Linked DNA regions of Homo sapiens: region 1 is linked to region 2. Evidence: read pairs that join two places in POLR2A ChIA-PET (ENCODE). Cell type or tissue: MCF 10A. All regions are shown on one strand. Links, peaks and the distances in the headings refer to the core of each region. The heading gives the core; the rest is flanking DNA.

Region 1 (5,000 bases), core at 1-5,000, 140 kb before region 2:
GGCTCAGAGCGTGGGAACTGGGAGGCCCCTTGGCCAGCCCCAGGCTGGTGGGGAGCAGAGCAGATTAGGCCGGCAGTGGGCCCGGCACTGCCTGCTGTTTGGTTTGGGAATTAGTGGGCGCCCTGGGGAGAGGCCAGGCCTGCCAGACTGGGGATTAACAGTCTCCACCCCCCAATTCCTGCCCCCATGGGATGGCATCAGCCCCTCCCAGCAAAGGGCTGCAGCAAGGGGGCTGGTTAGTGGGCAGGGTGACAGAGGACTCCGGCTGGAGGGGCTCCTGAAGTCTCATCCTGACTCCAGAGCGGTCTCAGGCTGTGGGCACACAGGCCTGGAAGGCACCTAGTGGACCCCCTTATCCCCTGCCCTTCGCTCCTCCCTCTGCCACTGCCTGGGCTGCTATTGTTGTCCCCACTTGGGAGACTCAGGATGGGGTATGACCTTGAGAGTTTACAAGTTCCAAGCCAGAGCTGGCTAGGGGGGACAGAAAGGGGGTTCCTGAGGACACACGTGAGTCGGTGTTCAGGCCGGGCGCGGTGGCTCACACCTGTAATCCCAGCACTTTGGGAGGCCGAGGTGGGTGGATCACTTGAGGCCAGGAGTTCAAGACCAGCCTGGCCAACATGGCGAAACCTCGTCTCTACTTAAAATACAAAAATTAGTCGGGCATGGTGTTGGGGTGCTTGTAGTCCCAGCTGCTCCAGAGGCTTAGGTGGGAGAATCGCTTGAACCCCGGAGGCAGAGGTTGCAGTGAGCCAAGACAGGGTAAGACCCTGTCTCAAAAAACAAAAGTGGTGTTCAGGTCCAGTCATGGTGGCTCACGCGTGTAATCCCAGCACTTTGGGAGGCCGAGGCAGGTGGATCACGAGGTCAGGAGTTGGAGGCCAGCCTCCAACTACTCTCTACTAAAAAGACAAAAATTAGTCAGGCGTGGTGGTGCCCACCTATAATCCCAGCTACTTGCGAGGCTGAGGCAGGAGAATCACTTGAACCTGGGAGGCAGAGGTTGCACTGAGCCGAGATTGCGCCATTGCACTCCAGCCTGGGCAATAAAGTGAGACTCCGTCTCAAAAAAAAAGTGTTCAGACCCAGAGTCTGGGTGTGCCAGGGTGTGTGTGTAAGGGGAACCCCACCAGGAGCCTAGACTTGTCACTCCAACTCCCTGGGGTGTGCACAAGCAGGTGTGGGCCTGTTGGGGTGGCATGTGTAAACAAACACGATGGTACAGCCGGCTCCGCGCCAAACTGCCAGGATCCAAATCCCAGCTGTGCTACGAACAAGATGAGATGTGACATCGGAGCCTCAGTTTCCCTACTTAGATAGTAAGATGACCAACTTAGCATGCCCGTAAGGATTCCATGAGATGAAACACGCAAGGCGTTTATACCAGCACCAGACAGGAAACCGCAAGAAATGTTTGTTATTTTTCGTTGTCACAATTAGTAAGCATATCAAATAGCCCAGGAAGCCTGCCCCCAGCCCCTGCGGGAATTCAGCAGTCGGAAGTGTGTGGGGATGCGGGTGAGCTGGGGTAGGGAGGATGAAAAGGAGGAGCGGGCTTCAGTGAATGCAAGGACACTTCCTAGGGAGTGAGGGCTGCTGATCGAGAACTGAGCTCATCAGCACCGAGCCTGCCACCGCCTTGCCAGGTTCCGCAGCTGACGGCACCGCCCCAGCTGCCCCCTCGCCCCCATTTATGGGCTGTCCGGCAGCTGGACAGCGAAGGCATGGGTCACAGGGTGACCAGCCCAGGCGGGTTCCTAATTACTCCGGGCAGGGTGAACATCTGCCAGTCTGGGAACACGGCGTCCCAGCCTGCTGGGCTTGGAACCTCGGGCGGGGCTATGTAGAATGCACGAGGGGCTCCTGAGCACTCTAGGATGCCCATCCCAGGGTTTGACCCCTGAACTTCTGCCCCTCCCACACCAATCTGTGTGTTAATGTTCTTCAGGCTGGGCAATGGAGGGGGAGTGGGTACTGTTTGTACCAGGCTGGGAGTGTCCCCTTTAGAGGTGTGTCTGTGAAGAATGAACATCTGCCCAGAATCCATGCCAAATGCAGGACAAGGTTTTGTGTCCCCAAGCTTGTGTGTTCATGGCAATGCTGAGAGTATCTGAGACCTGTGGGTGTGGGTGTGGGCCTGCCGCCGGGAGGGAGCGTTGGAAAGGGGGTTGCCTTCACATATTGGTGTACAAATGCTGGTGAATTTCACCAGCGGTGATAGCTAGGGGACCCTTGAGGGAGGGGTGGCTGTTGTGTGTGTCTTTGCAAGATTGGTGAACCTCAGGCCCCGCTCTGAGCCTGGGATTGTGTGCCACCGCACTGAGGAAAGGGTTTTTGCATTTGGTGTGTGATCATGGCTGCATCTTTGCACAGGGAAGATCGGGAGTAAAACCTCCTTGCAGTGGAGTATGACTGTGTGTGTGAAGGCATTCTGAGGTCTGGGTGGGGTCTGGCACTTGGCTGGTTGTGTGGGTGTCTTTGTTACATGGCGTGATCATGACGGAATTCAGACCGTTGGGAGAGCCGTGTGTATGAAAGAGGAGAGCCTAGTATGTCAGGGTCCACCTGCCTTATATATGCGTGATGGAGGCAGGAGGGGTCGAGGTAGGTGTGTCTTGTGTGACCCTGGAAGGTTCTGTGACAGTGTGTACTGCTCCTCTGGGTAACCATAGTTATGTGAGGCTGTCTTTTTGTTTTTTCAATAGAGATGGGGATCTCCCTATGTTGCCCAGGCTGGTCTCGAACTCCTGGCTCAAGTGATCCTCCCACCTAAGCCTCCCAAAGTGCTAAAATTACAAGTGTGAGCCATCGTGCCTGGCTGAGGCTGTCTTAAGAGCAGCTAGATTTGCTTCTGGGACTATGATGTGTGTTTCTGCGTGCATCTCTGTGACACTGTGTGATTACAGGTGACTGTGAAGTGACCCAGCCTCACTGAGCAGTGTGTGTGTTTCTGGGACTGGGAAAAAGACCATCCCTGCCTCCTCCCCCAACCTCTGGGTTCCAGATCCCTAGGACCTGCCAGTGAGCGACTGGGAGGGGAACAGGGAGGGGCGAGGGAGGACAAGGCGGATTTCTCCCCCCGTACCAGGTAACAAACTTGTGGGACTCCAAACAAAATTCTGAAGCTACAGCCTAGCCGAGGGAGGAGGACCAGGAAAGGGAGGCACGCCCACTCCCCAGCCCCACCCAACGCCAAAGCCACCCGCCCATTCCATCCCTGTCCCTGTGGGTCCTTGCACCGGCCACCTTCAACACAGGTGAGATGAGCCCAGGCTTGGGGAAATAGGGGGCCCTGAGGGAAGAGGGAACCTGCGGGCAGGAATGCATCCGGAGTCCTCCCGGGGCGGGGAGTGGAGGGCTTGGAAGGCTGGAGGGGAACGGAGAGAGGAAAGGTCAAGGCGGATCCGGGAGGAAAAGGGAGTGGGGGGAGCCAGGGCAATTAAGCAGAAGGTGCACAGGCTGGGGCAGGGGGGCTAGGGGACCTGGAGGCTTAGGGACAGGGCTTCAGAGGGAGTGCAGGGAGCAGAATGGGTCAAGACTGGGAGCTGGGGAAGTGGAGAAGGGGGAGCCAGAAATAGGGGCTGAGGGAGAGAATTTGGGAGAGGTGGAGCCTTGAGAACCTAGAAACTCAGGTGCTGGGGACTTGCGGAATGGGGCATGCTACAGGTGGCCTCTGGGTGAAGGGGATCGGGCAGAGGGTGACTCGGGAGCTGACTGCAGGGACTCAAGGGTCTTGGTGGTGGGGGACGGCAGTTACCAGAGCCCACGGCCAGGAGTCCAGGGAAGGGGACAGCCTGAGATGAAGGTCAGGGAGGGGCACTGGGGGCTGGACTAGACTGAGTAAAGCTGGGAGGAGAAGGCAACTCAGGCAAGGGTCAGGACTGAAGGGGTGGCGGGCCGGAACATGGGTGGAATCCCTGTGCTCAGTTATCCCCGCACCTCTCCACCCACACCCGCAGCCCCCACCCGGGCCACCCACTCTCCCTTGGCCACACCTGCCGGGTGCCACGATGACCGTCACCTACACAGCCCGAGTGGCGAACGCCCGCTTCGGTGGCTTCTCCCAGCTGCTGCTACTGTGGCGTGGGAGCATCTACAAACTCCTGTGGCGAGAGCTGCTCTGCTTCCTTGGGTTCTACATGGCGCTGAGTGCTGCCTACCGGTGAGGCTGCCCTGAGGTGCTCATGTTCTAGCGGAGGGGGGGCAGCTATTATATATATATAATATATAAAAATTATAAAAATATAGAGATATATAAGTATATATATCTATGTTTTTTAAACTGAGATGGAGTCTCACTCTGTCACCCAGGCTGGAGTGCAGTGGCATAATCTTCTCTTACTTCCACCTCTGCCTCCCGGGTTCAAGCGATTCTCCTGCCTCAGCCTCCCGAGTAGCTGGGATTATGGGTGCCAGCCACCATGCCTGGCTAATTTTTTTGTATTTTTAGTAGAGATGGGGTTTCACCGTGTTGACCAGGCTGGTCTCAAACTTCTGACCTCAAGTGATCCTCCTGCCTCGGCCTCCCAAAGTGCTGGGATTACAGGTGTGACCCATAGCACCCGGCTGGGGGCAGCTATTATAAAAGAAGCCAGGGTGAGGGGCACAGCAAGAGAGATCTGAAGCTGGGGATGGAGTCACCCTTGTGACCTGTGACCCCTCATCTCTATCCCGCAGCTTTGTGCTGACCGAAGGGCAGAAGCGCTACTTCGAGAAGCTTGTGATTTATTGTGACCAGTATGCCAGCCTCATCCCTGTCTCCTTCGTGCTTGGTGCGGTCCAACCCCAAGTCCCCCGTTCCCATGTCCCTGAGAAACCCATATCCATTCATGCCTTTTGAGGAGCCCCCATTCCTGCCCCTCTGAGATCCCCCCCCTCAAATCCAACCCCGACAGCACTGCCCACCCATTTTTGGATCCATATCATGAAGATGCCAGATGTGGCTCTACACTCTGAGACCTGGGGTGTCACCTGGGGTCACAGTGCCCCCTGAGGTGCCC
Region 2 (7,736 bases), core at 1,304-6,303:
GAAGGGGAGGGCTGGGAGTTGGGTCTTCAAATTAGCCTGGCGTTCAATTTGCCTGGGTTGGGACCTCCCAGGGTCTCAGCCCTGCAGCAGGAGGAAGCCCCTGACAACTGGCCCACCATTGTCTACTGGGGACCCTTGGGTGGCACTGCATGGGACTGCATGGAGGCTGGTTCAGTGCCAGCTGCTTTAGTGCGATGGGGGCAGCCAAGGGAAAAGTGACCCTCTCTCCTCCTGGGTGGGATAGGACCGTTGGATCAAGCCACAGGCAGTACCTGACCTGCAGGAGACCAGTGCCCTGGCTCTGGGCCTGGCTGCTCCTTGATTCTGCCCAACATGAGGAGAGGATCTGAGTTTCTACAACAGGAACCTCCACTCTGGTGCCCTGGGAGCCTGGGAAGGGGACATGGATACGTATTACAGACACATAACTCATAGTCACTCATTGGAAGACTGAGGCAGGAGGATCACTTGACACCAGGATTTCAAGACCAGCCTGGGCAACATAAAACCTATCTCTCCAACAAAAAGCTGTGAGTGGTGGTGCATGCCCATAGTCCCAGCTACTCAGGAGGCTGAGGTGGGAGGATTGCCTGAGCCCAGGAGGTCGGGACTGCACTGAACTATAATCACACCACTGCAGTCCAGCCTGGGGCACAGAAAGCAAGACTCTGTCGCTGGAAAAAAAAAAAAGTTGGGTGGCCATCTTTATTCCTGGCAGATCAACCTGGGTGACACAAACAAAAACAAGGCCAGGTGCGGTGGTTCACACCTGTAACCCCAGCACTTTGGGAAGCCAAGGTGGGGAGATCACTTGAGGTCAGGAGTTCGAGACCAGACTGGCCAACAGGATGAAGCCCTCTCTCTGCTAAAAATACAAAAATTAGCTGGGCATTGTGGCACATGCTTGTAATCCCAGCTATTTGGGAGGCTGAGCTGGAGAACTGGTTGAAACTTGGAGGCATGGGGCCAGGCGCAGTAGCTCACGCTAGTAATCCCAGCACTTTGGGAGGCCGAGGCAGGCAGATCACCTGAGGCCAGGAGTTCGAGACAAACCTGGCCAACACAGTGAAACCCTGTCTACTAAAAATATAAAAATAGGCCGGGGATGGTGGCATACACCTCTAATCCCAGGTACCCGGGAGGCTGAGGCACAAGAATCACTTGAGCCTGGGAGGCAGAGGTTGCAGTGAGCCAAGATCATGCCACTGCACTCCAGCCTGGGCTACAGAGTGAGATTCTGTCTCTAAAAAACAAAAACAAAACAGGCTTGGAGCAGTGAGTAGTGGCTCATGCCTGCAGTCCCAGCACTTTGGGAGGCCAAGGTAGGAGGAATGCTCGAGCCCAGGAGTTCAAGACCAGCTTGGGCAACATAGCGAGATCCCATCTCTAAAAACAAAAACAAAAACACAGTTACTCACAGGACCATGCAATTACATAATGACATGAGTTCCTGTTCCCTCAGTCACACTGATCATATAATCCGTGCACATATAATTGTGTGTCTGTCTATGTATATGGACTATGCACAGACATACAATTCCCAGGCACTAAAACACAACCCTATGCTATATTGGTTACACAATGTCATAGCCAAACAATCTCTAAAACACAGAATTCATAATCCACAGGCAGGCACACAGTTATACAATCCTACTGACACAATTTAGCCGTAATTGAGCAGACACACATGGGGAGTCAGATACATTGTCACAGAACTTTTTTTTTTTAGATAGTGTCTCTCTCTGTCACCCAGGCTGGAGTGCAGTGGCATGATTTTGGCTCACTGCAACCTCCACCTCCTAGGCTCAAGTGATTCCTCTGCCTCAGCCTCCCAAGTAGCTGGGATTACAGGTGCCTGCTACCACGCCACGCTAATTTTTTTTTTTTTTTTTTTTTTGAGACAGAGTTTCACTCTTGTTGCCCAGGCTGGAGTGCAATGGCATGATCTCAGCTCACTGCAACCTCTGCCTCCTGGGTTCAAGTGATTCTCCTGCCTCAGCCTCCCGAGTTGCTGGGATTACAGGCACCCACAAGCAGGCCTGGCTAATTTTTGTATTTTTAGTAGAGATGGGGTTTCCCCATGTTGGCCAGGCTGGTCCTGACCTCAGGTGACCCACCCTCCTTGGCCTCCCAAAGTGCTGGGATGACAGGCATGAGCCGCCCCAGCCAGTCAAAACCTACACTTTATACAGTCACACCACCGGTCACTTTTACAATATGTAAAGTAATTATTTAGTCACAGTTGCATAGCTACCAGTGCCCAACCGTAGGGGATGCACCCAGTTAAACACAGACAAACGCAAGGACATGGCATCACAGGTCCTGAGAATCAAGACACACACATTTCTCAACAGATACACAATCAGAATGGGTGCACCACAAATGCACTACACAAAAAGACAAAACAGGCGGGGCGCGGTGGCTCACGCCTGTAATCCCAGCACTTTGGGAGGCCGAGGTGGGTGGATCACTTGAGGTCAGGAGTTTGAGGCCAGCCTGGCCAACATGGTGAAACCCGTCTCTATTAAATATAAGAAAAAAGGCCAGGCATGGTGGCTCACACCTGTAATCCCAGCTACTCAGGAGGCTGAGGCAGGAGAATTGCTTGAATCCAGTAGGCAGAGGTTGCAGTGAGCCAAGATTGCGCTACTGCACTCCAGCCTGGGCAACAGAGTGAGAATCCGTCTCAAAAAAAAAAAAAAAAAAAAAAAATTAGCCAGGCATGATGGCATGCTTCAGTGGTCCCAGCTACTTGGAGGCTGAGGTGGGAGGATCGCCCAGGAGGTGGAAGCTGCAGTGAGCTATGATCGCGCCACTGCACTCCAGCCTGAGCGACAGAACGAGACCCTGTCTAAAAAGAAAAAACAAAAACAAAACAAAACAACCACATAGACTCACAGAATCACACAAGTTCACACACACACACACATACACAGACACAGACACACACACACACACACACACACACACACAGAGTCACAAGTATCTACATGTGCTTCCTGGGACAGACTGGCAGAAAGGTTTGCTAAGATCGCCCACTTGGAGCTCGTCTTCCCCACAACCAGCACCCAATTAGAGAACTCGAGTCTGGCCTCCTGGGTTCAGGAGGACGCCTAGTGCTCGCGCCAGAATTTCTTTGTTTAATTCTTGACTCCCTCCGCACACACCCCCTGCAACTGACCAACCAGGAGTGGGCCGAGCCCTTTCCTACGGCCAATAAGAGGAGAAACCCAGCTGGCCAATCGGTTTCCCGCACTCGTCTTCCGCCCCTACCCCGTCCGCTTCTTAAAGGGGCTAGCCTATCTCTGTCTGGGCCCCCCGATTTCCACAGGCAAGGCTACCTTAGCCCTTTTAAAAGGCAGAGCTGCGGAGGGGGCCGGATTCTAGGAGGAACCAATGAAAAGCCTCACTCGGCCTCCGCTCCTCCCACTTCTTGCTGAGGTCAAAGGCCTGCGTCAGTTGCACTGTAGCCTCGGCAGTGAACCGGGAGGTACTACCAGGTAAGGAAGGTGCGGTAGCCCCAGCCGTGGGTGAGAGGAGCTCCGCTCTGACACCCCCGCTCCTGTAGGTCGCCGTCGTTGCTCCGCTCGCTCTGAGAGAGCATGGCCCTGAGAGGCGTCTCCGTGCGGCTGCTGAGCCGCGGACCCGGCCTGCACGTCCTTCGCACGTGGGTCTCGTCGGCGGCGCAGACCGGTCAGTGTGGGGTCGGGAGTGTGGAGGGAAGGAGGGAGGAACTGGGGGTTTAGGGACTTTCCGGGGTGACTTTCCCGTTCTGTGCTTGCAGAGAAAGGCGGGAGAACACAGAGCCAACTGGCTAAGTGTAAGGACCTCTGGTCGCACCGTGTGTCTGCTGCCCCTGTTCAGCTGTCTGTCTGCCGCAGGTGGACTCTGTCCCAGAATCCGAGAGCTGCCCGAGCGGGGTGGCAGGGTCGTGGCCAGGGTCAGAGGCACTAAGGCAGTGAGTGCGCTGTGCCTGCGGGGCCGGAGAAAAGTCACCTGATCAGTCTCGCTTGCAGCTCGCACTAGCCGGGGGGCGACATGGGTGTTGGGGGGTAGGGCTGATGAGGGTCCGAGAAGGGAGGGCACAGTGATCTTGCGGACTGGACCGAGGCGAATTCCCCTTCCCAGCCTCGCGTCCCGAGTTTGACTGGCAGGACCCGCTGGTGCTGGAGGAGCAGCTGACCACAGATGAGATCCTCATCAGGGACACCTTCCGCACCTACTGCCAGGAGAGACTCATGCCTCGCATCCTGTTGGCCAATCGCAACGAAGGTGGGCGGGCTGGTGGGTGCCCTGAGACTGCTCCTCCGCCTGGAGCCATAGCCACCCCACCTCAAGGCCCCTCTGTCCTTGGGGCTGGGGCTTCCTGTGGCCTAGGCCTGGGCCTGAATTTGGGCACTGGTCCCTTTGCAGTTTTTCATCGGGAGATCATTTCGGAGATGGGGGAGTTGGGTGTGCTGGGCCCCACCATCAAAGGTAGGAACAAGTATCTCTCCACACACTGCAGAACCCTCTGTATTCTGAAAGCCTCTTCCTCCTTCCCTCCCTCCCTTTCTTCCTTCCTTCTCTTTCTTTTCTTTTCCTTTTCTTTCCTTTCTTCTTCCCCCCCAACAGAGTCTGGCTCTGTTGCCCAGGCTGGAGTGCAGTGGCACGATCTTGGCTCACTGCAAATTCTGCCTCCCAGGCTCAAGCGATTCTCCTGCCTCCACCCCTCTAGTAGCTGGGATTACAGGTATGTGCCACCATGCCTGGCTAATTTTTGTATTTTTAGTAGAGACAGGGTTTCACTGTGTTGGCCAGGCTGGTCTCAAACTCCTGACCTCAGGTGATCCGCCCACCTCAGCCTCCTAAAGTGCTGGGATTACAGGCATGAGCCACCACGTTCAGCCTTCTTTTTGAGATGGAGTTTCGCTCTTGTTGTCCAGGCTGGAGTGCAGTGATGCAATCTTGGCTCACTGCAGCCTCCACCTCCCGGGTTTAAGTGATTATCCTGCCTCAGGCTCCCGAGTAGCTGGGATTACAGGCGTCCGCCACCACGCCTGGCTAATTTTTGTATTTTTAGTAGAGGTGGGGTTTCACCGTGTTGGCCAGGCTAGTCTCGAACTCCTGACCTCAGGTGATCCACCCGCCTCAGCCTCCTGATTACAGGTGTGAGCCACCGTTGCCCGGCCCTTTTCTTTTTTTTTTTTTTTTGAGATGGAGTTTCGCTCTGTCACCCAGCCTGGATTACTGGATTACAGTGGTGCGATCCTGGCTCACTGCAGTTTCCTCCTCCTAGGTTCAAGCAATTCTGCCACCTCAGCCTTCTGAGTAGCTGGGATTACAGGGGTGCACCACCACGCCCAGCTAATTTTTGTATTTTTTAGTAGAAATGGGATTTCACCATGTTGGCCAGGCTGGTCTTGAACTCCTGACCTCAGGTGATCCACCCACCTCGGCCTCCCAAAGTGCTGGGATTATAAACGTGAGCCACCGTGCCTGGCCCCTTTGTTTCTTTTTTTAGAGACAGGGTCTCACTGTGTTGCCCAGGCTGTTCTCAAGTGATCCTCTTGCCTTACTGAAAGCCCCCTTCTTTCCCTAAGCCACAATTTCCCAGTCTGTAAAGTGGGGCTGTTGTCCCACCCTCTGAAAGTGGCTGTGGAGATGAAATGAATAAACCTCAGCTAGGGCCAGCTTGGTGCCTGCCTCCTTGTGTGTCCTTATTCAGCCCTGTCTCTTGGGTCTTAGCTGGGCAGGGCCCTGTTCTCTATTGTCCTGCTTTCCCCTCCTACTACCACCAGGATATGGCTGTGCTGGGGTTTCGTCTGTGGCCTATGGGCTCCTGGCCCGAGAGCTGGAGCGGGTGGACAGTGGCTACAGGTCGGCGATGAGTGTCCAGTCCTCCCTCGTCATGCACCCTATCTATGCCTATGGCAGCGAGGAACAGCGGCAGAAGTACCTGCCCCAGCTGGGTGAGTGGCTGCCCATGGGGCCTGGTGGAAGGAAGACAGTCTCTGAGGTCTGGAACTCAAGGGTGGGGCTGTCCCCTGAGCCTATTCTGTCCCTATCTCAAAGATAGCATAAGTGGCCACCTGGACCCCCGCCAGACCCTGGGCTTCACCTGGAGATCTGATCCCTGGCCAGCCTGACTGTCCCCCTCTGTGACCACCGTCATCTCCCTATGCTTTCTGTGTTCCCCAGTCCAGCCCAAAGTTTAAAGTCCACCAGGTTCCTGCTGGCCATTTGCAGTGGCTCACACCTATAATCCCAGCACTTTGGGAGGGTGAAGTGAGAAGATCCCTTGAGCCCAAGAGTTCGAAACCAGCCTGGGCAACGTAAGGAGACCCCATGTCTATTAGAAAAACAAAAAAAGGAAAGAGCCTATGTGACCTGCGCTAAGTGGACGTTGGCCCTCTTCCGTGGTGTCTCGGAGGTGTTCAGCTGCTTCAAGATGAAGCTGAACATCTCCTTCCCAGCCACTGGCTGCCAGAAACTCATTGAAGTGGACGATGAACGCAAACTTTGTACTTTTTATGAGAAGCGTATGGCCACAGAAGTTGCTGTTGACGCTCTGGGTGAAGAATGGAAGGGTTACGTGGTCGGAATCAGTGGTGGGAACAATAAACAAGGTTTCCCCTTGAAACAGGGTGTCTTGACCCATGGCCGTGTCCACTTGCTACTGAGTAAGGGGCATTCCTATTACAGACCAAGGAGAACTGGAGAAAGAAAGAGAAGATCAGTTCATGGTTGCATCGTGGATGCCAATCTGAGTGTTCTCAACTTGGTTATTGTAAAAAAAAGGAGAGAAGGGTATTCCTGGACTGACTGAGACTATGATGCCTCGTCACCTGGGGCCCAGTACAGCTAGCAGAATCCGTAAACTTTTCAGTCTCTCTAAAGAAAATGATGTCTGCCAGTATGTTGTAAAAAAGCCCTTAAACAAAGAAGGTAAGAAACCTAGGACCAAAGCACCCAAGATTCAGCGCCTTGTCACTCCACATGTCCTGCAGCACAAACAGCGGCGTATTGCTCTGAAGCAGCCGCATATTAAGAAAAATAAAGAAGAGGCTGCAGAATATGCTAAACTTTTGGCCAAGAGAATGAAGGAGGCTAAGAAGCACCAGGGACAAATCGTGAAGAGACGCAGACTGTCCTCTCTGCGAGCTTCCACTTCTAAGTCTGAATCCAGTCAGAAATAAGATTTTTTGAGTAACAAATAAGATCAGATTCGCAAAAAAAAAAAAAAACCCACAAGGCCCTGTGTGACCAGGCCTCTGCTGACCTTTCCACCTCATCTCTGGCCACTCATGTGATCCTCCCAGCCAGACTTAGCTACTTGAAATTCTCCAGAAGTACCACCAGTTCTTTACACATCTGTTCCCTCTCCCAGCACTGCTCTTCCCCACAGCCTCCTCCTGCTTAACTCCTCACACCCTTCCAGTTTGGCCAACTCCTTCCTGATTCCCTGGGTCCCCCTCCCCATCTTGGCATTGTGATCATGACTTTGGGGTAACCTGTCTCTTGAAAGCAGGGCCAGATCTAACTTAGTTATGAGGTCTGACTCAGGGGCGAGGGTAATTTTTTTTTTCTTTTTTTGAGACAAAGTCCCGCTCCGTCCCCCAGGCTGAAGTGCAGTGGTACAATCTTGGCTCACTGCAACCTGCGGTTCCCCAGTTCAAGCAATTCCTGTGCCTCGGCCTCCCAATTAGCTGGGATTGCAGGTGCTTGCTACCCGTGCCTGGCTAATTTTTGTATTT

The links. Peaks named below come from ENCODE experiments on the same cell type or tissue, not always from the same donor. Only the 100,000 strongest peaks of a DNase experiment are listed, where the experiment ranks them.
Region 1: POLR2A ChIA-PET joins it to region 2 with 5 read pairs; 12 of 35 experiments call an interaction of 5 or more read pairs at or near these places.

Annotation. Positions count from the first base shown.
Region 1 is chr19:12,748,583-12,753,582 of GRCh38, forward strand. It overlaps BEST2 (bestrophin 2), which reads left to right and starts at 3,209. Exons shown (of 10, transcript NM_017682.3): 1 at 3,209-3,257; 2 at 3,960-4,162; 3 at 4,678-4,772. The coding sequence starts at 4,011. In MCF 10A, for the core only: no CTCF peak of the experiment used is centred there; no DNase peak of the experiment used is centred there.
Region 2 is chr19:12,887,703-12,895,438 of GRCh38, forward strand. GCDH (glutaryl-CoA dehydrogenase) reads left to right here and starts at 3,458. Exons shown (of 12, transcript NM_000159.4): 1 at 3,458-3,500; 2 at 3,569-3,693; 3 at 3,785-3,820; 4 at 4,129-4,272; 5 at 4,414-4,476; 6 at 5,781-5,951. The coding sequence starts at 3,603. It also overlaps the pseudogene RPS6P25. RefSeq lists cis regulatory regions at 1-229, 1,189-1,689, 2,989-3,676, a promoter at 1-451, enhancers at 1-141, 2,791-2,860, 2,965-3,602, 3,603-4,240 and a silencer at 3,008-3,266. In MCF 10A, for the core only: no CTCF peak of the experiment used is centred there; a DNase peak (open chromatin) is centred at 3,319.